Regions from separate parts of the Homo sapiens genome. Here region 2 is linked to region 1. The links are chromatin loops, found by intact Hi-C in ENCODE. Cell type or tissue: GM12878. All regions are shown on one strand. Each heading gives the region's core, and the rest is flanking DNA. Links, peaks and the distances in the headings are about the cores only.

What was found. Peaks named below come from ENCODE experiments on the same cell type or tissue, not always from the same donor. Only the 100,000 strongest peaks of a DNase experiment are listed, where the experiment ranks them.
Region 2: it touches region 1 in a loop (7-fold over the local background); 3 of 110 quality-filtered maps call a loop at or near these places.

Annotation. Positions count from the first base shown.
Region 1 is chr4:138,398,898-138,409,827 of GRCh38, reverse strand. All of the region lies in intron 2 of LINC00499 (long intergenic non-protein coding RNA 499), which reads right to left. Among named protein-coding and RNA genes, the nearest start is that of LINC00498, 92 kb to the right of the region's middle. RefSeq lists enhancers at 4,149-4,208, 10,914-10,930. In GM12878, for the core only: no CTCF peak of the experiment used is centred there; DNase peaks (open chromatin) are centred at 3,437 and 4,207; H3K27ac peaks cover 1,328 bases.
Region 2 is chr4:138,338,347-138,349,276 of GRCh38, reverse strand. All of the region lies in intron 1 of LINC00499 (long intergenic non-protein coding RNA 499), which reads right to left. Among named protein-coding and RNA genes, the nearest start is that of LINC00498, 31 kb to the right of the region's middle. In GM12878, for the core only: no CTCF peak of the experiment used is centred there; DNase peaks (open chromatin) are centred at 5,084 and 7,326; H3K27ac peaks cover 1,491 bases.

The sequences.
Region 1 (10,930 bases), core at 1,067-9,066:
ATATTTATAAACAAGATACTCCCAAAGACAATCTCAGATCATTCTAAAAGGTAAGACATGTTTCTGACCACATTTCCCAACTGCAGCACTTTAAAATAAAAAAGAAAAGGAGGAAAATGAAGGTAACAACTCATGTTTTAACAGGTAACAGAGAAAAATTGTTGAATATCTCAATTAGTGCTACAAAGACATTTGCTTGAATTCAAAACTATTTCTGATGCTTAAAAAAACAAATTATGAGTAGATCCAAGCTTCCATAGCAAACTAGCTAGCATTTATTATAAACCAATACAAAGCAATTGAAATTTCACTATTGTAAAATTAGGCATTATATCTGAATAATCAACTATAACTAGCATTAAACTTTGTTACAAATAATTTTTGACATGAAAATGTGAATGACATGATAGTAAGTAAAAAGTAGGATAACAAATGTATATGCAATACAAATTTGACTATTTTAAAGAACAAGAATAAACCAGCAACAAAAAAACCCCAAAATTATTTTTCTGCTTTTTAAAAATTACACTTTTTAACATATTCCACGATGTGCCCCTATTGTTTTTAAAATTTGGAAGATAAAGTTAAGGCAATTTTTTTCAGAACAATTTTAGTTTTCTGATAGGACTTCCAAAACTGTAAAATTACTGCTAAGGAAATAAGAATGATCAAATTGCAGGTGAAAAATTTACGCTTACCCAAATGATCAAGGCAAATGCTTCAAACATGGAAGTGATGAAACACAGCAGTTTTATTTTGATGCAGAATTGGAATGGAGGAAACAAAATCTCCCTTTAGTCGAGCAAGTCACAAGGAAGAGGGAGAATAAAATGTGGACATTCAAAGTTACTTGATAGTAAGCTTTCAGTCCCTCTTTTGGAGAAGTGGTCACAACAAGGCAAAAGAAGAAAGAACTTTGAAGAGCTAGAGAAACTCAATAGGTTATCCCATGTCTTGGAAAGTGGTGATTTGCTTCAGGAGGGTGGATTTGGGGTTTGTCAGAGGCCTTTGTGATTCAATATTAAATGGCCCCTTTATTTCTTTGAATTGTTATTTGTTCTTTGTAGCCCTCTATATTTACATATTAGGGTAAACAGGGCATGGAGAAATATGTGGTCCTTATTTATAGCATTATACTTTCTTTCTTTTTTCTATTACTTTCCTTGTTCTTTACTGAAATATAATTCCTCATTGAAACACTATAACAAAAAGAATAAAATAATCTCCATTTTAGATTACTTTGTCTTTACAGTTGTATGCTCACTGACTTGTTGGATCCTCTTGATAACTTAGGAATGGCATTGAATTAGTATTATTTGAGCTTCTTAAAGATACATAGGCCGTGTCAGAGTAAACATCTTGCACATCTGAAATGGGATGGAGCAAGACTTATACCTCTCACGAAGGCCCATGGCCCCTAGGATTGTCCTATTTCCTACAGTGTACCACTTTGGAGGTGTGATTCCCAGAGAAAGAAAATACAATTAGAAGTTTCTATTTAAAACAAAACAGAGCAAATACCCACATTTCTTGCCCATACATAGGCAATATTAAGAAATAGATCACCTGTTTCAATGGAGTTAAATAGACATTAGATTGGGAGAACGTGCCTACTTGGTCTATTTTGAGGGATTTACATGTAATTTTGGAGTTGCAATATTATTTTAAAACTTTCAAAGCACAAATCTTTTTCTTGAATAATATTGCATCCTTCTTTTGATTTTCATTTATTCATTAAAAAAATAAATGCTACGGATTAGCCAGATGGCTTTCAAATCAACAGTGAACAGTCTCACGAAACTACTATTTTCCACCTTAGTTTCCCCAAAGGAAATTAAAGCTATAATCTTATAAAATATTCTACATAATTTAAACTCTTGGTTTAATATTGTCATTTTATGCCTTATGCTTACACCTGCATTTTAATAAATGCAACACAGTGTGCATCTCCTGGTGTGTCTCTGGGGATATGCTTTTTATCCTTTTGTTATTTTGCATTGATTTAGAACTACCTTTTCTCTGGGTCATTTGTGGTGTCATAAGTTCTGTCTTTAAGTGATGGCAATAATACAGAGAAAATTTTCTGTTAATGCCGAGCTATTATTTAAAAGAGATAATAATAATTCTTCATGAGAATCTCTACAACACCTTCCTGGGAGGCCAGGAAGAGGCATTTTAGATGATTCCTTTTTAGCAGCTTGGGGACATGAAAAGACTTGTAGTTTGATGCTTTCTTATGTCCGTAGGTGCAGATGAAATGCGATAGTGTAATCAGTAATCCTTGACAGTGATGACAAGGATGTGTGTTCTGCCTGGGATAATTTCCATGAATTCAAGGGCTGTCATTGAGTTTGGCCTGGGCATGACAGCTTCTTCTTGAGGAAGCCATCGTGTACCCTGATATCACCATTTTCTCTTCCAAGAAACAGCTGATATATTGAACAGAGATGACTTGTGGAATATAGTCAAGAAGTAGCTTAAATGTTCTCTCCCTCTATCCTTTTAAATGTAGTTTGTAAGTTTAGCCTTTTCATTTCTTTGTGAAAAGTTAGGCAGATTCCATGATGTTTCTGGTCACTGTTGAGTAATACAGTTTTCTTGTTACTTCAGGTCACAGAAAACTGCCCCAGTTTAGTAATTTAACTGTCAGAAGCATGTGTTTGTAAAAACTTTGATCTTGTGTTAAAGTTGAAGTTTTTTTCCTTTCTGGCAGCTTGAGTCTGCTGTGAGTGGGAAGCCAGAAGTTGAAGTAGGGGTGGAAGAGATTTATTACCTAGTCTAATACTACTTCTACTCCTTCTCCAATTCACCGGCAGAGTTTTCTGGCTCTTCAAGGATTGGTGCCAGGAAGGAAGAAGTAAGAAAGGCAGCAAAGATGTTACTTCACAGCTCCTTGTGAGGTGATCTAGCATTTTGGCAGTTGTTTACAGCTGACAACTTGACAGATGGTCACAGCAGACTCTTTTGTGGGGGCTTTTGTGAATTTTCTGTAGTTCTCTGTAAGATCTCAAGCAGGGGTCAGCTTGCTCTTTGCAGTATGATCAGTAAATGTGTCTTCTCTGAAGCAAATGATCCCCCTTCTCACTTTGTGGCATATCCTATGAATTCTATCCAGTGCCTGATGAATGTGTGATAATCAATTGATGACAGATAAAGAAACACTGCCATAAACTGAGTTGGTTAATCAATATAATGAAAGAGTTTATACTGATAGGATGTATGGGATAGAAGAAAGCACACATCAACACAATGATAAATAATATTGATATTGCAAGTAGACAGGAATAGTAATGATGGAATTGAAGTCATCTGCAAGGGGCAAAGACAAAAAGGAAAATAAGAAAGAAGGGCATATAGATAAAATTGCATTGTCAAGTGAAAAGAGAATATGTTTAGGATTGTCTGACAATCAAAAACTGTTTAAAAGAGGAAGTTATACCAGCATATTGCATTTGTGGTTAGGTAGACAATAATTTCACAACAGCACATGACTCAATAGGCTTGAACAGCACGAAGTGTCTGCCCAAATGCTACTAAGAATTTAGGCAGTCAATAAAACAGGGAAGAAAAAAGTGAATGGACATTTTTCTTTTCAAGAGAAGCTTTATATGCTTCTTTTAAAAGGATGGAAGTATGTTATAAACAGAAATTAAATGGTTGAAATAGGGTTTAATTTAAAGACAGTAAGACCATCAATATGCTCATTAAATACCAGTTGGCTATTAGAAACCTGTTTAATGAGATTTACCAACCACTAAAACCATCATGTCTGTCAGTTCAGCAGCCATTAAATATCAGTAATTTTGTTTGTTATGGAAAATACAGTTAAACTATTCCAAGAGAGTCAGAAAGTTACAAATAACAATGAGTAATATAATATTTGTTGAGTGTTTATAGCAAACTAGCCACTACTCTAACATTTTCCTGAACACAATTTCCTTTAGTACTCACAAGGTCAGTGTCACTGTGTCCTATTCATAGTTAGGGGAACTGAGGCCTGGGCAGTGTAATTAACTTACCTAAGGTCACACAGCCAGGCAGTGGGTTGAAGCTTAAACTCAGGCAGTCTGACTCCAGAACCCACATTCCTAACCAATGAGTTACCCAATGGTACCTGTCATAAAATATATCCAGCAGTCTTAGGGCAAATCTAATAGTAGCAGCCTTACCTGCTAGAGGCTGGTGATCTGATTTTCAGCCCAGACCTCCATGTGGTCTTTGTCACACTGGTGGCAGGAGTCAGATGGTCTCTTGCAGAAAGAACTGTGAGAGAGTCACCTGTCACAGGCCCTTGCTTTCACTTCTGCACAGTTTCAGCCAGATCAAGGACTGGAGACAGGAAAGCAGGGCTCCTGAAGTTTTGACCCTCCTAGCTCTTTCTTTGTCTCGGATTTTTAATTCTTTCATCACCTGCAGTCTCTCAGATCTACTTTCTCTTTGGTCACTACCCAAAGCTCTCTTTCTTACCATCCTGCATCACCTCGTTTTGTATCTTCCATTTTGTTTGTGGCCTGGGGTGCAGGTGGGCAATGGTATAGGGGAGAGCTTGTCTCAAAGATTCACTGATTCCTGAGGGCAGAGTGTGTTTGCAGAAGGCTGAAAATGTGCACGAAGACCCCCTGAATGTTTTGCATCTGTGGTATTGTATTATGGTTAACATTTTGGGGGCAAATTGTGAATGGTGAAAGCTTAAAAAAAACCCAACTAATTATGAAAGGGAATGTTGTGCTTACATAATTATTGCTTGTCAAAACTGCGCTTAATAAATACAGCCCATAGCAGGATTTTATTCTCTGCATTACAGTTAATAATTAATCCTCCAAACTTATTGTCTACTGCTAATAAACACATACCAAGCTTATTACTCTCTCTAAATTCTTGCCCAATATGTCAACTTGTTTCCTTCTTATTTCTTTTCTCTTACCCCTAATTTTTAAAAGTTGAAATCCATATTATTTCATACTGCTCAATAATGCTTCTAAAAACTTTTTTTCCTAGAGTTTTTCTACAAATAGAAGTGTTGAATAATAAAATTATAATCATATCTTTATCTTTCACTTGGCTAGATTTTGGATTATGCCCTTAGGTTAAGAACTGTATCTTTTGCACCTCAATACAGTGCCAATCACATTGCTACACTTTACAACTAAATAACAACCTTAGTACCAACATATATGAGGTCTTATTAACCTTAACTCTGAACTTATACTTTTAAGGAAATAATTATGCATACACACTAGACTATGTGGGAGTCCAAAGTCTGGAAAAAAATATAGCAAGACCTTTATGTAAGATACTCAACCAAACATATTCAGCTAAAATAAAATACCCAATTCTAGAAATAGCATGTAGTGGATGACACCAGTAAGCTAAACCAGATGGCTTGTATGACAATGTCCTGTGTTAGAGATTCTGAAGTCACCCTTTGGGAACCCATTTCATTGCCTAATATTGAAGTTGGAAAGAAACTCTTTGCATCTGATCTTTATTTTCCTTTATGTAACTAAGTCTGTTTCTTCTTGGACTGTCTATCTGGGAGGTAAAAACAGTTGATTCTTAAAAGAACTCCTCCATTGGTCAGAGTACTCTCATTAAGTCAAGTTTATATTTCTTTCTTTAAGCCAAATAAAAACTCTTGTTATTCATAGTTGCTGATGGGGTAGTTTGCCACATGTATGAAGAGGGCCGCACAATGCACTACATGACGTAAGTTTCACACCTGTGATCTGTGGATAAGTGAACAAGTTCCCAATATTTTCTGTCACCTGGAATGTGCTGATTTAATTGATAAGATTTTCTACCCTGGCTTTCAATTTCCCAGTTTTTAGAGATCCACAGCAGATGATATTAAAGAACCGAAACAATGGCGGTGATAGAACTAACATAGATGCTTCAAAGAGGAATAGTTTATTCTTTATGGTGCAGACTGACACATGTTTTTAGTAGATCTAGTTGATTATCAGCCCACAAGCTTTATGTTTGCTTTTGCAGCTGTTCTATCCAATGACGGAGCCACTAGACCCATGTAGCTTTTTAAGTTTAAAATAGCTAAAATAAAATAAAAATAAAATAAAAAATTTGGTTCTTCAGTCATGGTAGCTACATTTGATTACATGAGGGTAATGGCTGACATATTGGACAGTACAGTTATGGCGCATTTCTAACATTTCAGAAAGTTCTGATGGAGGGTGCTCCTAGTATAGAACAACCCTGGTCTTCGGCCTGCATGCTTGTAGTGACACAGAAAAGTAACTTTCAAAGATCTCTACAACCTAAGACCATATCCTTAGGTTGTTGAGTGCATGGTAAAAGAATATTAGAGATGGGGAAATAATTTCTACCCCATAAACACATTCTCAACAGTAGGACAGACTTAACACAAGAGGGACTTAGAGAGCTTCTCTCTGGTCTCAGAAAATAGTCATCTTTTCCCACTTGACTGCTTATCCATATGGTAATTCTCTTCTTAGGAATTAGGAGAGCCATTGAGTTTTTCACTTTGTTTGCTTTATATTTTCAACATCATTTTATAATGAGTACTTTCTCAAATTCTTTTTTATTTTTATTTTTTGTGACAGGGTCTTGCTCTGTTGCCCAGGCTGGAGTGCAGTGATGCGATCTCGGCTCACTGCAGCCTCCACCTGTCAGGTTCAAGCGATTCTCCTGCCTCAGGCTCCCAAGTAGCTGGGATTACAGGCACGTGCCACCATGCCCAGCTGGTTTTTGTATTTTTAGTAGAGATGAAATTTCACCATGTTGGCCAGGCTGGTCTTGAACTCCTGGCCTCAAGTGATCTGCCCACCTCAGCCTCCCAAAGTGCTGAGATTATAGGTGTGAGCCACCATGCCTGGCCTGAAATTCTGTTAGAGAACATTCACAACCTCCATAATAAAGTAGTTTACTGTTATTTACAAGTCAACTGAAACAAGTTTTAATATTCATTTCTGTGATTTAAAACTCTTTCTTCATAACCCTTTAAATGTATGAAAAAGTGGGATTTTGTGGATTCTAAGGTAACATAATATTAGTAGAGAATGATTTTACTGTTTTTACCTTTGGGTTCTTGTATGATATGGTTTGGTTCTGTGTCCCCACCCAAATCTCATCTCGAATTGTAAAACCTGGATGTTGAGGGAGCGACCTGGTGGGAGGTGGTTGGATCATGGCAGCAGTTTCCCCTATACTGTTCTCATGCTAGTCAGGGAGTTCTCATGAGATCTGTTGTTTGATAGATGTCTAGCAGTTTCCCTTGTGTGCTCTCTCTCTCTCTCTCTCTCTCTCTCTCTCTCTCTCTCTCCTGCCACCTTGTGAAGAAGGTTCTTGCTTCCCCTTCACCTTCTGCCATGATTGTAAGTTTCCTGAGGCTTCCCCAGCCATGCAGAACTGTGAGTCAATTAAACCTCTTTTCCTTATAAATTACAGAGTCAAGTAGTATCTTTATGGCAGTGTGAGAGCAGACTAATACACCATATATATGTATTAATCTCAATGCTTTATTGTAAAAGTGAGTGTTAAGATTGTTTATAGGTGCTTTGCTCCTTCCCACATTTGGTGACAAGGCCCCTCACTGGTATCATGGCAGGCTCTGTACTAAGCAAGATATTAAGATGAAAATTTCATATTGATAATTAGAATGAAAAACATAAGCAATTGTTTGCCAAGTGAGTTACATCTGAGATTGCTCTCCTTAAATTTTTTTTAAATTCAATCTTGGTTTCTAATGAACAACCCTATAGAATTAGTAAATTATTTAAATAAGATTTAAGTAGACTTAAATACATTGCTGTTACTTGAAGAAAAAACAGTCTACTCAAGAATAACTTAATTTTTTCAAAGATAATATTTAAGATGGAGGAGTTATAAAGGAACATATATCTTTGATGTGACTTTAATACTCAAGAGTTGGCTGTTTAAAATCAAGATGAAAATACAGCTGTATTAATTTGGCTCCTTAGTAGCCTCCATCACTCTGCTTAGCACTTCCAGAGGTCTGTTTTCTTTCTTGTTTTCTCAGGTTGATGAACCCATTGTGACAAATGTTAGGGGGTTATTTAAATCCTTTAAAATGCTTCTCTGCAAAATGTGGTTCTTCTTCAGATCCTTAGCTACTGGTAAAAGTGTTTACATCTGGCCAAAACGTTGCCTCTGGGAATCCAGAGGGGTGAAAAGATGAAATGGCCAAGGGCAGCATCCTCATGCATTACATTATCACCTGTCACTATGTCTTAACGTTCTCTGTAAGAACAAGATGGCCCTCCCCACTCAGGCCAAGACCTTGAGCACTGGCCAGATGCCAAGCAGCTTGTTTGACCTCATTAAAATTGAGCGATCATGTAAATGTTTGGGTCTGAGGCCAAATCTCTTAGAGCTGTTTAAAATTTCTGAGGATATTATCATAAGACATTTGATTTGTGATCTTTTCTTAGTATTTTCTAGCTGGGCACTCTGAATGGAAATAGGCCAAGAGGGAATTAGATCTGGAAATTACTATTAAAAGCAAAACACGTACTAGAAAAAACACAGCCAATACATGGCTACTTATCTCACTCTTTTTTTCTCTAAAAACAATTCATGTTGTAAAAACTTAGCAAATATAATACTTAAAAATTATAGTTAAATGAAACTTGTGAACTACAAAAATATGGCGTTAGCTGGCCAGACAAGCAAGTGGTGTTTATTTTCAGGGAGTAGGGATTTGGGGTCCTGACAGCATCTATTTGATACTACGCTAACACAGAGTCATGACCTCTGCTTCCATGCCTATTCTGCTGAAGGTCAAAAAAGTGAATTTAGATTATATAGAAAGTGCAGTACAGGAGAACAGTGCAATTTCTCATGGCTTCATCAAGATCACGTGGGATTGGTAACTGCTTAGATTTTCTGAAGGCTGAAGATTTTCTTGAATATAAATCAAACTCCCATCTATGAAGGATAAATTTTTTACTTCCAGTTTAATTATTTACTGCCAAAGGACATGCTTCTGCTATTGCTTTGGTTCCCGTGAACTTCCCTGCACAGTGGTTCCGTCAAGTTGGTGCAAATGCCTCCACTAATTGGTGTCCTGCCCTGTTGTCCTCATGCTGAGTTCAGCATGAAGTCGGTCTCTCTCAAAGAACAGCCTTAGGGTGATGAAAGCTATGCAACACTACACAGCACAGACGTGCCATGCCTGAATGTGTTTGTTCAATCAGCATGGACACTTTTCAAACAAAATAAAACAGGTGACCAAATATGATTGTTATTTTTAACTTTCATAGAAATGATATTTGTGCTTTTGCAGATACCTATTGGCCATCAGTGACTCCAGTACTGTCTCCTAAAACTATCATCAGCCACAGTGGTAGCCAAAACACTGAGAAGGAATCCTCAGTCTTCACTGCCTACTGACTTCTTATGTTTATGGCAAGGTCCTTTTCAGTAATTTCATTTTATATCTGCACCTCTGTCTCCTTGTCTATAATATTATGACTTGGGACTATAAAATGACAAATGTTCTTTCTATATCTAAAAGCATAGGGTTATGTGACATAACTGGGTTACAGGATGGAAGAGAGAACTTAAGAAATAAGTTGAAAATATTGCTACATTGATTAGTGGAGATTTTATTACCATGAATTGACTTTTTTAAGTCATTGTCTTTCATAAAGAATTAAAGTGGGAATAGAAGAATAAGAATAGCAGCTTTCACCTTACCTTAACAAAATCATAACACCTCACATTTACACAATAACTCCTAACCTTTTTCTAAGTATATTACAAATTGTGAAGCACCATTACATACATGATGTGAGTTGAACTTCACAACCACCTGGTCTAGTGGGTGAATAGACCAGCTATTGTCCGGCATCTCAGAAAGGTCAAGTCAGAGAGATCAAGTGGCTAGTGGTAAGCTTGCATGAGTCCATTTCTTTTGTTACTAACACAATGACTGTTCCATGGTATGACCCTACCTTTATGCTTTATTTACTGCTAATAACCCTTCTAATACTTTTTCTGACTTAGAAAAAAATAGAACCTTGCTATATATAAGATGTGCATTTTCTTTTAGCTTCCTGAAACCATGTTTGGTTGGCTTTTCAGTGTATTTGACTTCTAGTTATATTTTAAAAATCAGATTGTAAAGTTGTTGTGGAAGCTATTTTGCTTTTACTTTGTTTTCAAAGATATGTGGAAAATGTTAACTTCTTAGAGATATAAGGGGAAAAATCCTACATGCCTATTATTATATTGGGTGACAATCTTAGAAAAGAATCTATATATGGCTAGTGGGTAGTGGGTATGGACCTTAAATTGTCTGTCAAAACCAACCTACCTTTTTAAATTTGGGGAAACATTGTCCCCTTAAGACATAATTATAGGAAAGAATATTAAGATCAGAATTACAGACTCCAGAGGAATGCATAGACTCTATTTTTTTAAGAAAAATTCATGAAAAACATGGTAATTAAATATTGAACAATCTTGGAAATTTTGCTTGCTGTGTGACTGTTATTTCTAGGAAGCAAAGAGGAAGAGTCAAATGTGAACATTCATGATTCATTCAGAAATCTAGACTCTGAGTTTTAACAATTATTTATACAACTTCTCAGGAAGTTTTTCCTGTAGCTGTGAAAACAAATCACAATTGACACCTCAAAAACACTAGTTCCCAAATTAAAAAATGGCTATTACAGTGCTTTCATGTGAAGGGATGTTTGACTTTCTGACAAACAATCTTTGTGGAGCTAAAAATACTCTAAGCAAGAGACAAGCATTTACGTGAGTTTATTAGAATCAAGCCAAATTATTCCATGTAATTTTGGTTTCTTGAAACTCTGGGGCAGAACTTTTGTTCCTCTAGGTTTAGACTCCTTACAGTAACATGGCCACTGTGTAAATAAATAAACACATTGATAAATAATATTTTCTGTTTTCAACCCCCCTCCACCCA
Region 2 (10,930 bases), core at 1,040-9,039, 61 kb after region 1:
TAAAAGTGAAGCTATGTTAGGATCAATCTTGTGACACTGTGTATGATGTTACCATAAGTATGTGCTTTATACCTCATTATTCACAGTTTGTAGAGACTAGGAAATACCTATGCTAAGGAAGACAGACATTAAACAATTAAGGGACATTAAAAAATCCAAATTAATAAACACTTCTCTGGCACCCACTGTCTGCCAAATATCATGCTAGATTCTGGGCATGCAAAAGTGAATATGTCCCTCCCTCACAGAGTTCATCATCTACCAAAGAAGCTCCCATGCTAGTTTTGTATGAACTAATTCTAGTATCTTCGTAAAAGTGTCTTTATTATTTTTTATTTCAATAGCTTTTGGGGTACATGTGGTTTTTTGTAACATGGATGAATTATATAGTGGTGAATTCTGAGATTTTAGTGTTCCCATCACCTGAGTAGTATACATTGTACTTAACGTGTAGTGTTTTTATCCCTAGCCCCCCTCCCACCTTCCTCCTTCTGTGTCTCTAAAGTCCATTATATCACTCTGTATGTCTTTGTGTACTCATAGCTTAGCTCCCACTTATGAGTGAGAACATATGATTTTTGGTTTTCCACTCCCGTGTTACTTCATTTAGAATAATGGTCTCCAGCTCCATCCAAGTTGCTGCAAAAGACATTATGTTGTTCCTTTTAATGGCTGAGTAGTGTTCCATGGTGTATATATACCACATTTTCTTTATCCACTCATTATAACTGTTTTTATTAAAGCAATTGTGCCACATGCAGGGTTAGGGATATTACTATATAACAATAAGGGGTAAAAATTAAAATATTGGGATCCAAAAGGCACCAAGGGCACTCTACCTCCCTGTGACATCTGCCATCCTGCTAACGTGCATTGATGTGCATGTGGCTGGCTTGTGAGTCATTTTCTCTTACTTCCTCACAGATTTCCTTTCAAGCCATGTTCTTAGAGAGGCTGCTCTTCCAGCCACATCCTGCCCTTGAATGAAGTCTTTGTAATGAGCTGAGTTCCCTCCTTTTACCTGTAAAACAATCTCAAGGTCCATTCATGAAGAACAGAGTCCTCATTGTTCCAAGTCCCACAAATGATATGATGTTTTTCAAATGGCCAATGAAAAGCTGGAAACTTCTTAGGAGCCCTTGGTAGCCCTGTGGCCTTTCCTTTAGCTAGATTGTCGTGAGGTAGAGAGGATCTGGGTTGTATCTACTAACTGAACTTACGCTAAGGCTACTTCAGAGGTATACCTGGGTGTGGTCCACAGTTAACTACTTGGAATTGCAACTCTTATTCATTAAGGCAAGAACCAGAAATCAAACTCTCTTGATGACACTTGGTGGAAAGTCAATTCACCCAGGAAAACTCAGGGACAAACCAACTACTCTCAGATTAAGGAAGTGGAGAAGAAACTACAAAGCTTCCATACAGCATAGGCTATGGAAGTTTACAAGTATCTCATATTGCACTAGAGTCTGTAAGATGATTGGAACAACCCTCCATACATAGGCATAAAACAACATTCTTTTGAATAACAAAATACTTTGGTTTCAATATTTGATAGAGGCAGTTAATGTGAACAGGAAGATGATGTGTTTCAGGATGTTTACTTATTGCAAACACACATTTAAATCAATATTCCCACCCAGGATTCACTGTGTATATGGGTTCAGGTGCATTTTGCTTATGGTGTTGGAAAATTAATCAAAAATTACATTGTCAAAAAGTGGTGAAATTCCACACATTTGGACTATCCATTTCAAGGCCTGCTTCTAACACAGAATAAGCACTTGTGAGCTATTTTAGTGTGGTAGAAATAGAATTATAATCCAGAATTCTGCACTTTTATTCTGAAAGAAAAATATCCTAAGCTCTGCTAGTTGAAAATAACTTGTATAGTTCCATGTGTCAGATCTTCTTCAATTACACAGCTGCAGATTATACCTTAGTTCTCCAGAGATGCTATACAGGTTTTGCTGTACAAACAGACTTGCCACGGAGACTGCAATTACCCTGCCTTTTGAGATTTATAGCATATTACTCAATTTTAAGAAATATGAGCAATTTTCAAATATTTTAAATATTTACTATTTCACATGTAATTAATAACTACAGTACCTCAGCCTTAATTAAATTACAGCTTCTAGTATCATTTTATATTGAAGGCTTTGGTATCTTTATGGATTAATGGCATAAGCTAGGGTACAAAATTCTTGAATTTTATAGTAGTAAATTACAGCTAGCTTGCTTTGTGCCTGGAGATGTGTTTCAGTTTTCTTTACTTATATAATTCATGTATTTCTTCTTGACCCACTTTATATTCTTGTCCTTTTAGGTTGCAGGGTTATAATTAAGGATTACTTGGAGGCCAGATTCTTCGTTCTTTTGCCTGTCTGTCTAGCTGTTACTTTGTTTGAAGAATACAATGTTCTCATCATTCCTAGTCTTACCAAGTATATGATTCAGTCCTTGTCTTTGGAAGCCCCATTGCTGTTTTCTGTTAACCTCTAGGATCATTTGGCAGTGGCGCAGGGAATATAAAGCGCTCTTCCAATTGCGACCCATCTTCTAGCAGGGAGACTCACAATCTAAACTCCATGACAGACTATTTGCGACCTTAAAACAGAATCAAAATAGCCTTTGTTTACCTGTATTTGGAAATATATTTTGGACTGTACATATAATATTCTCATTGCCCCAAACACACAATTTGGACAGAGTCTTGCATTCCTCTTCCAGAATTTTAAAGTTACATAAAGTTGTAGTGGCTGCATATTCATTTTGAAGTCTGCCAGTCAAAAATCATTCACATCTGCATTTCATGAGTGTTGGGCCAAGCTAGGATGGAGAGATATTATCTTCATCATTTCAAGTTCTGAATTTTATATGCAGGTTACAGATAAAATCATAAGGACAAATAATCCATCATTATCACTTACAGTCCACAGCATTTTCTGTTGCATGGACTAAAGTTTCAGGTTATGTACTTACTATAAATAAGAAGAGGATAAGAGCTAACATTTACACGGCATTTCCCAAACATTAATTAATTCAGCAGCAAAATAAATATTATATCTTATGACAGAAAGCTGCCCAAATTTTATAACTAAATTATTTATTACTTGGGAAATGTTTTAGTTGTACGGCGATCAGATAAGCAGAAAAAAAGGGACTGCAACACAAGGTGTTCTTATTGTTCATGTTTGCACTGAGATAATTTGATGGGCCTAACTCTTCATAGGGAATACACCTGGTATTTTAACTTACTCCAGTGATAGTTACACAGCAGTAGGCACACAATGACTAGCTTATAATACTGTTTAAATAAGTTGCAAATAACAAGTCAAGAAAACTATAAATAAAGCATTAGTTAGACGTAAACAAATTAGAAATGTGGATGAATCTGAGAGTAGGGATTTGCTGAGAAAGGATAAATGATAAGTGCATTTGTTTCTCAGGGCAGCTGTACCAAATTCCCACAAACTCAGTGGACTCAAACAACACAGATTTATCATCTTACGGTTCTGGAGGTCAGAAGTCTGCAGTGGGTCTCACTGGGGCAAAATCAAGGTATTGGCTTGACTATATTCTTTTCTGGAGGTTCTAGGGAAAAATGTGATTTTTTTTTTTCCAGCTTTGAAGCCTGCCTATGTTCTTCCATTTCTGGCTCCCTTCCATTTTCAAATTCAGCAAAGGCTGTTCAAGTCTCACATTGTATCACCATAAGACTGACTCTTCGGCCTCCCTCTTTCAAGTTTGAGGGCCTTTTTATTACATTGGGCCCACCTGGATAAATCCAGGATGCAACACCTATTTTAAGGTTAGCTGGTTAGCAACCTAATTTCACATGCAACCTTAATTCCCTTTGCTAGGTACCCTAACATATTTAGTTTCCAGGATTAGAACATAGACATCTTTGTGGGACCCTTATTCTGCTTATCACAGGAAGGTAATATGATACAGTGATGTGATATAGCAGAGCGCCCACCTCGTAAAGTCAGGACTGGCTCTAACTTGATAAGTATAAGGACCACCTTGATCCAAGCCACAGCTCATGCCTCTGGAGTTTCTACTATAATATAGCTAGAAAGAATTACCCAAGTCAGAAACCTGAACATCATCCTCAAAGCCTCTCTTTCCCATCACCTACATCTGATTTTGTTATCAAGATCTGTTAATTTTGCCTCTTAAATATCTCCGGAAATTCTTCCCTTTGTTGCATTTCTTATCTTATCTTCTTAGCTCAGGTTCTCGTCAACTTTCACCAGAACAATTGCATTTATCTCCCAGCAGGTGTTTCTGTTTAAAGTCTGAAGTTAGCCCATCTCTATTTCCCACATAAGTATCAGGGTGGGCTTTCTAAAACACAAGGCTGTTTATGTCATTTTCCTTTAATAATCACGTAACGGCTGCCCATCCTTCATAGGAGAGATTCTCATCTTGAGAGAATCACAATCTTTCTAAAAAGGCATTTTGAGCTACTGAAATGTAAATTTTCACTCACCTAGCCCAAGTTTCTAAGATGTTGCTTTAGGGATCATACCCCTTCCCCCTCATTGATCAACCATTTGAATACCATTGTGTAAGTATCTGGTACACAAATAAGCACAACTATTAGATACAGAGTGATTTTTTTTTCTCTCCATGGTCCCTTAATGCTTTGTTCTTTGGAGCTAGTTTTTACTCTGCTCTTGGTGAAAACTCCACCATACCACTGACCTTTGTAATTAATCTTAGGTAATACAAAGTCATAGGATCATCAAATATATATAGCTGGGGAGAATTACACAAGGAGAAACCCAAGCATAATATTCAAAACCCTGTCTTCCTCACTACCTACATAAAATATGTTCATCAAAAGCCTTCAGTTATGCCTCTTAGACATCTCTTGGATTTGTCTAGTTTCATATTACAGGTAAAATGTCCAACTGCACTCAGATTACAGCTATTCTTCTTTTCCTAACTAAGGCCGACTGGTGGAAAGCTTGCAGTTGGGGAAGTGGATGTGGTCAGACTTTTCATTTTGGACAAGCTCTTCTCTCAAGTTGAAAAGTGTGGTTTCTAATTGTTTTAAATGTAGTGGAGGAAGTGATATGTGGGCTGGAAATATCCTACTTGACTGGTATATTCAAAAGTTGATTTCATACTCTCAGGACATGGCTGAAGTTAAAAGCCTTCTTCTTCTTGGTTGCTGAAATTGTGGTTCTCTTTAGAAGTCTCAACACTGGGACTTCTAAAGAGTACATGTAGATGTAGAGCACTCATCTACATTTCCCTTGATGCAGGTGATATACTTTTCTCTGACTCTAGGAATGCTGTATTTTAAGCATTGTCATGCTGAGGCCTGTTTGCCCCTATGGGTGACCCTGTAATAAAGGAGTTCACATGTAGCCCAAATCTAGTTACAGCAAACACTCTTGCATGCTTTGTGTCAACCAAAGTTGGGAGTCAGGCAACTGAAATATGCTGCCTCCCCTTCCTTCCTCCTGCTTGGAACAGCTGGCCAGCCCCACTCTGCTTTTTGAATTTTCCCTGTGGGAATCAGACTTCAATCCACTGTGTCACTCCAATAGCAAGGACACCTACCAAGCTCTCGGTTGAAGCTCTCTCATTAGGGTTGAGGTGAGAGGTGAACAGATCCTTTCCCTTGGAGCTGGTGTTTCTCACAGCAGATTAACCCATGAGTAGCTCTCTCTATGGTCCCCACTAATTCTCTCCACAACTGCTGTCTAAACTCTTATGTTCTTCACATGCATGAGAGGTTTAAGTTTCTAATAAGTACTCTTTTTACTTTCACTTGGTGTGATGGTTAATTTTATGAGTTAACTTGTCTGGGCTACAGGTGCCCAGATATTTGGTCAAACATTCTAGGTGTTTCCGTGCAGGTGTTCTGGAATGAAATCAGCACTAAAAACAATAGGCGGAGGAAAGCAGACTGCCCTCCCTAATGTGGATGGGTTCATCCAGTCAGTGGAAGGTCTGAATAGAACAAAAACACCAACCCTCCCCTGTGTAAGACAGAATTCCTCCTGCCTTGCTTCCTTTGAAACTGGGACATCAGCTTTTTCTTGCCTTTAGACTCAAACTGAAACATTAGTTCTTCTTGGATGATGAGCCTGCCGGCTCTTGGACAGGCGCTCCACCTTCAGCTCTCCTGCAACTCCAGCTTGCTGGCTCTGTCTCTATCCACACACACATCCTATTGGTTCTGTTTTTCTGAAGAACCCTGACTTGGTGATCTATTTTGCAACTCATTTTGGTTTCTAATACTTGTTGCCATATATTCATAGCCAAATTTCCACTTAAACATCGTGCTACACATCTCACATGTAATGAAAAATGTATCTGATTGGAGTGTATTATGCATGTGGACAGTATAGATGAAGAAAAAAGATAAAAAACCCTTTCTAAATCTACACTGTCAAATACAGTAGTCATGAGTCATGTTGGCTGTCTACATTTAAATTTAAAACAATTTAAATAAAATTTTTAAAAAATTGGGTTACTCTGTGGCACAAGACACATTTCAAATTCTCAATAGTTGCATGTGGCTAGTGGCTACCATACTGCACAGCACAGACATGTTGTCGGTGGGCCAGTTCAGGTTCCTGATTTCATCACACAAAGGAATTTGACAGTGAGTCCAAATAAAAGTAGACAAAGGAAGTCAGGTGCAGTGACTCACACCTGTAATCCCAGCACTTTGGGAGGCCGAGGCGGGTGGATCACCTGAGGCCAGGAGTTCGAGACCAGCCTGACCAACATGGAGATAACCCATCTCTACTAAAAATATGAAAATTAGCTGGGCGTGGTTTGCATGCCTGTAATCTCAGCTACTCAGGAGGCTGAGGCAGGAGAATCACTTGAACCCAGGAGGCAGAGGTTGTGTTAAGCAGAGATCGCACCATTGCACTCCAGCCTGGGCAAAAAGAGTAGAACTCTGTCTCAAAAAAGTAAAAAATAAAAAAAAATAAAGGAGTTTATTGGAAAGTAAAAGTGCACTCTGACAGCTGATCAAAGTAGGCTGCTCAAAAGTAAGACAGCACCGACTGATGCTGGGGAAACTCCCTTTATGAGAGTCTTACATGATTTTCATGAAGGGATGGGAATGGGCATTGTTGCTATGCATGTTGTCTGTGGTCTTCTGGACACATATGCACTATTGCTGCCATCCTAGTACATATATTGCATGCCTCCTTAGCATCTTAATTCTCTACATAGCAATGTTTTTAACTATTATAATGAGCATAGGTCAGCCCAAAGACACTGATCATGGGATTCTGTGCTTGTAAAAATTTGGGGACTTTCTCCCCTTCTCTTTTACCAGCTTGTGGCAGGATGTTCTAACCATGAGCCCAAGATGTGGTTTGTGCACTGTTGGGTGGTTTGTTCCTCTTTAAGAGAGCTATGACCACCTTATCTAACCCACCTCAGATGCAGAAGATTTCCCTCATTGCAGAATGTTCTATTTGGCAGCGTTACACTAGATATGTCCAAGTGCATTAGAGAGTACACCAGGCCCTTCCTTCTTCTGACCAAATCATCATTATTCTCTAGCTTACATCTTCATCTAGGCATACAGAAGAATTTGCCACTTTTTAAACTTCACCCAGGTTGCTTCCTGTCTCTGAAATGCTCTTTCTTCGTTTTTCTTCTTCTTGCTCAACTTCTTATTTCACTCAAGTGTCCTTTATACTGTGGAAATTTCCTTATTTCCAGGAAGAATGAGATAGTTACCTTTGCTCTTCTAATGCCCTGTCTATTCTTCTATGGTTGTGCTTATTTATTATTACATTAAATTTTTATTGTTCATGTCTTTTCCTGGGTGTTCACTGGGTTCTGAGCTTCTTTAAGACAGGGACTGTAGCTGACCTGTACAGCTCCTGCCACAATATCTGGCCTGAAGAAGACACTCAGCATATTCTTAAATGACTTAGCCAGTGGCAAAGACCCCCATTGGATTAAAAACCACCATGGGATGCATCTACTTCTGGATCAACCAGGAATCTGTTTCTAATATAATTTCCCCTAAAGTCCATGATTATTCTATTATATTCTCCTATATTATTTAATTCATGATATAGCGTTAGGGGTTGAATTGTGTACTCTCAAAATTCATATGTTAAAGCTCTAACTTCCAGTACCTCAGACTGACTGTATTTGGAGAGTCTTTAAAAAGATGATTAAGTTAAAATGGGGCCATTAGGGTGGATCCCAAATCCAATCTAACTGGTGTACTTGCAAAAAAGGGACATCTGGATACATAGAGAGATGCCAGGGATACATGTGCAGAGGAAAAAACCACGTGACAACACTGCAAGAGGTGGCCAAGGAGAGAGGCCACAGAAGAAGCCACCCTGCTGCTACCTGGTCGCAGCCCTCCAGCCTCCAGGACTGTGAGAAAATACATTTCTGCTGTATAAACCACCCAGCTTTTGATATTTTGTTATGGTATTCCTACAAAACTATATGCATAGGAATATATCTAATACAGCCAAGTAATTTTTCAAAATATTAGTATGTTAAGATAACATATTTTAAAAATAGAATAATTTTATAAAATTTTAGTACTCAAGAAAATTATATAACAAAACTATTCTGGTATTTTTTGTGATCTGATGTCATATGTTACAAAGAACATCAACTCTTCCTGGGTCTTGGGCCTCCTGACTTTTGGATAGGAACTATATAACTCACATGTACACATTTCTATATTCAACACTGTAACTAGTATCTATTGCACATGTAAACAATGCATTAAGTGAATTGGTGGCATTAAGTGAATGTTGTACTGAGTATACACATTTTTCCTTCCTTTTTAACAGAGCTGGAGAAAAGTGAAAAATGCTGGGTTCCTGTGATACAATTACCTAAATAGCCCCGGTATTTGTATATACCCAATGTCCAAGCTCCCCAGATTGCCTCAAGATAAGCTAAATTTTAGAAAATTTTTTTGGTTAACTATTTCTTCTGTTTATTGGCAACGTGTATTTTATTTGTGCTAATTAACTGCCTAGTGTACTTTGTCCATCTTTCTTTTTTTAATTTTTAATTTTATTTTACTTTAAGTTCCAGGATACATATTTATTTAACCAAAAAAAAAAAAAAAAAGCAAATCCAAAAGACATATTTTTACTTCTGAAAACCTATAGGTATAACTGATTTTTACCTATGCTAGTCATTCTGATGATTTCTGTAACTTCTAGTGAGAAAGTGTTGGGATCTTTTCTAAAATTGTGATCCTCATTTTCTACCACCTGATGCAGAAATAACCACTGTTAGGAAGAGTTCTTTGGCTATCTAATTCAGTTGCATATAGAGGGGCTTCTAAAAGTCCCAGAAATCAGTCACAATAGTTTTCTATCTTGGGAAAAGCTCACATTTGCTTTATAGTAACATGCAGAGGCTATCATATTGAGACACAAACCTGAATTCTCTATTTCTCGGCTTTCGATATAAAGAGCTATATTGAGTTCATTCACCCTGTGGGCTTGCCATTCTATGAGTCTACATGATTGAATTTTCTGTTCCATTGATCTGGTGTGGAAAGATGCTGGTAGGAGTCTGGCATAATCAGCGAAAGACTGTCCTAAAATTTATATTTTATTACCTTCTTTTTCTATGTCTGGTAACCACCAAATAGCCACCCTAAAGACCGCTTGCTTTCTATACATTTCTATTCACAGTGGAGGAATATATGGACTGAGCGAGGTGTAAGTTTACAAACATATATATATGCTTGTGTGTGTGTGTGTGTGTGTGTATAATTGCATGTGTATTTATTTTTAGAGGCATATATCATAAAACACATAACTTACAATTTTTATACTACAGACTCAAACTCATGTAAAGAAGGAGTTGCTTTACATTTGAGTTCATTATCTTATTCCATCCTCACAGAGACTTTATGAAGTAGATACTAGTAATATCTAAGTAATATTCTGGATCCAAGGTCACTATAAAATCAGGCTGACTGCAATTAAAACAATTCTCTATGGCTTAGCCCGACAAAGGTTAATACTCACTCGCAAATACTAATGCAGAATTTCTAGTTGGACAGCTTGGCTCCGAGGGGCTAGATCTGGGCCCTTTCCATTAAGTGACTTTACCCTTTCTAAAACTTTCACTTCCAGATGCACAGACTAAAAAGAGTAGGTTTGGAAAATTTCTTGGAATATTTTAGGAGCATGGTGTGAAAGAGGCTTCTATCACTTCTGGCTGCATTCCAGGGCTTGCTGTCAGTCATATGGCCAACTCAGCTGCAAGGGAGCCTGGGAAGTAGAGAGACACACACTGTTATATGCACACTCTAATAGTTCCTGGGCCCCTCACGCAGTCAGTAAGTAGAAAAACCCCAGAAACTATAAAACCTACATTAGAAAACATGTCTGGCAAATTACTTTGAAATACTGTAGGTGCTTTAGTACAATTCAAGAATATTTCCAAACTTCTTCCTGGAACTTTCTGTTTATCAATTTGTAGATCTTAAGGTATTTCATATAAATATAAATTATATATATATATATATATATATATATATATATTTTTTTGAGATGGAATTTCACTCTTTTCGCCCAGGCCGGAGTGCAATGGCGTGATCTCGGCTCACTGCAACCTCCGCCTCCTGGGTTCAAGCGATTCTCCTGCCTCAGACTCCCTAGTAGCTGGGATTACAGGTGCGTGCCACCAGTCCTGGCTAATTTTTGTATTTTCAGTAGAGACGGGGTTTCACCACATTGGCCAGGCTGGTCTCAAACTCTTGACCTCAGGTGATCCACCCGCCTTGGCCTCCCAAAGTGCTGGGATTACAAGCGTGAGCCACTGTGCCCGGCCGGTATTTCATAATTTTGCTGAGACAGCAATAATCAAAAAACAAATGTAACCTTGGCTGGCAAAATCTTCAAGGGTCCCCACTCTTGAAATTGAGAACAACCTT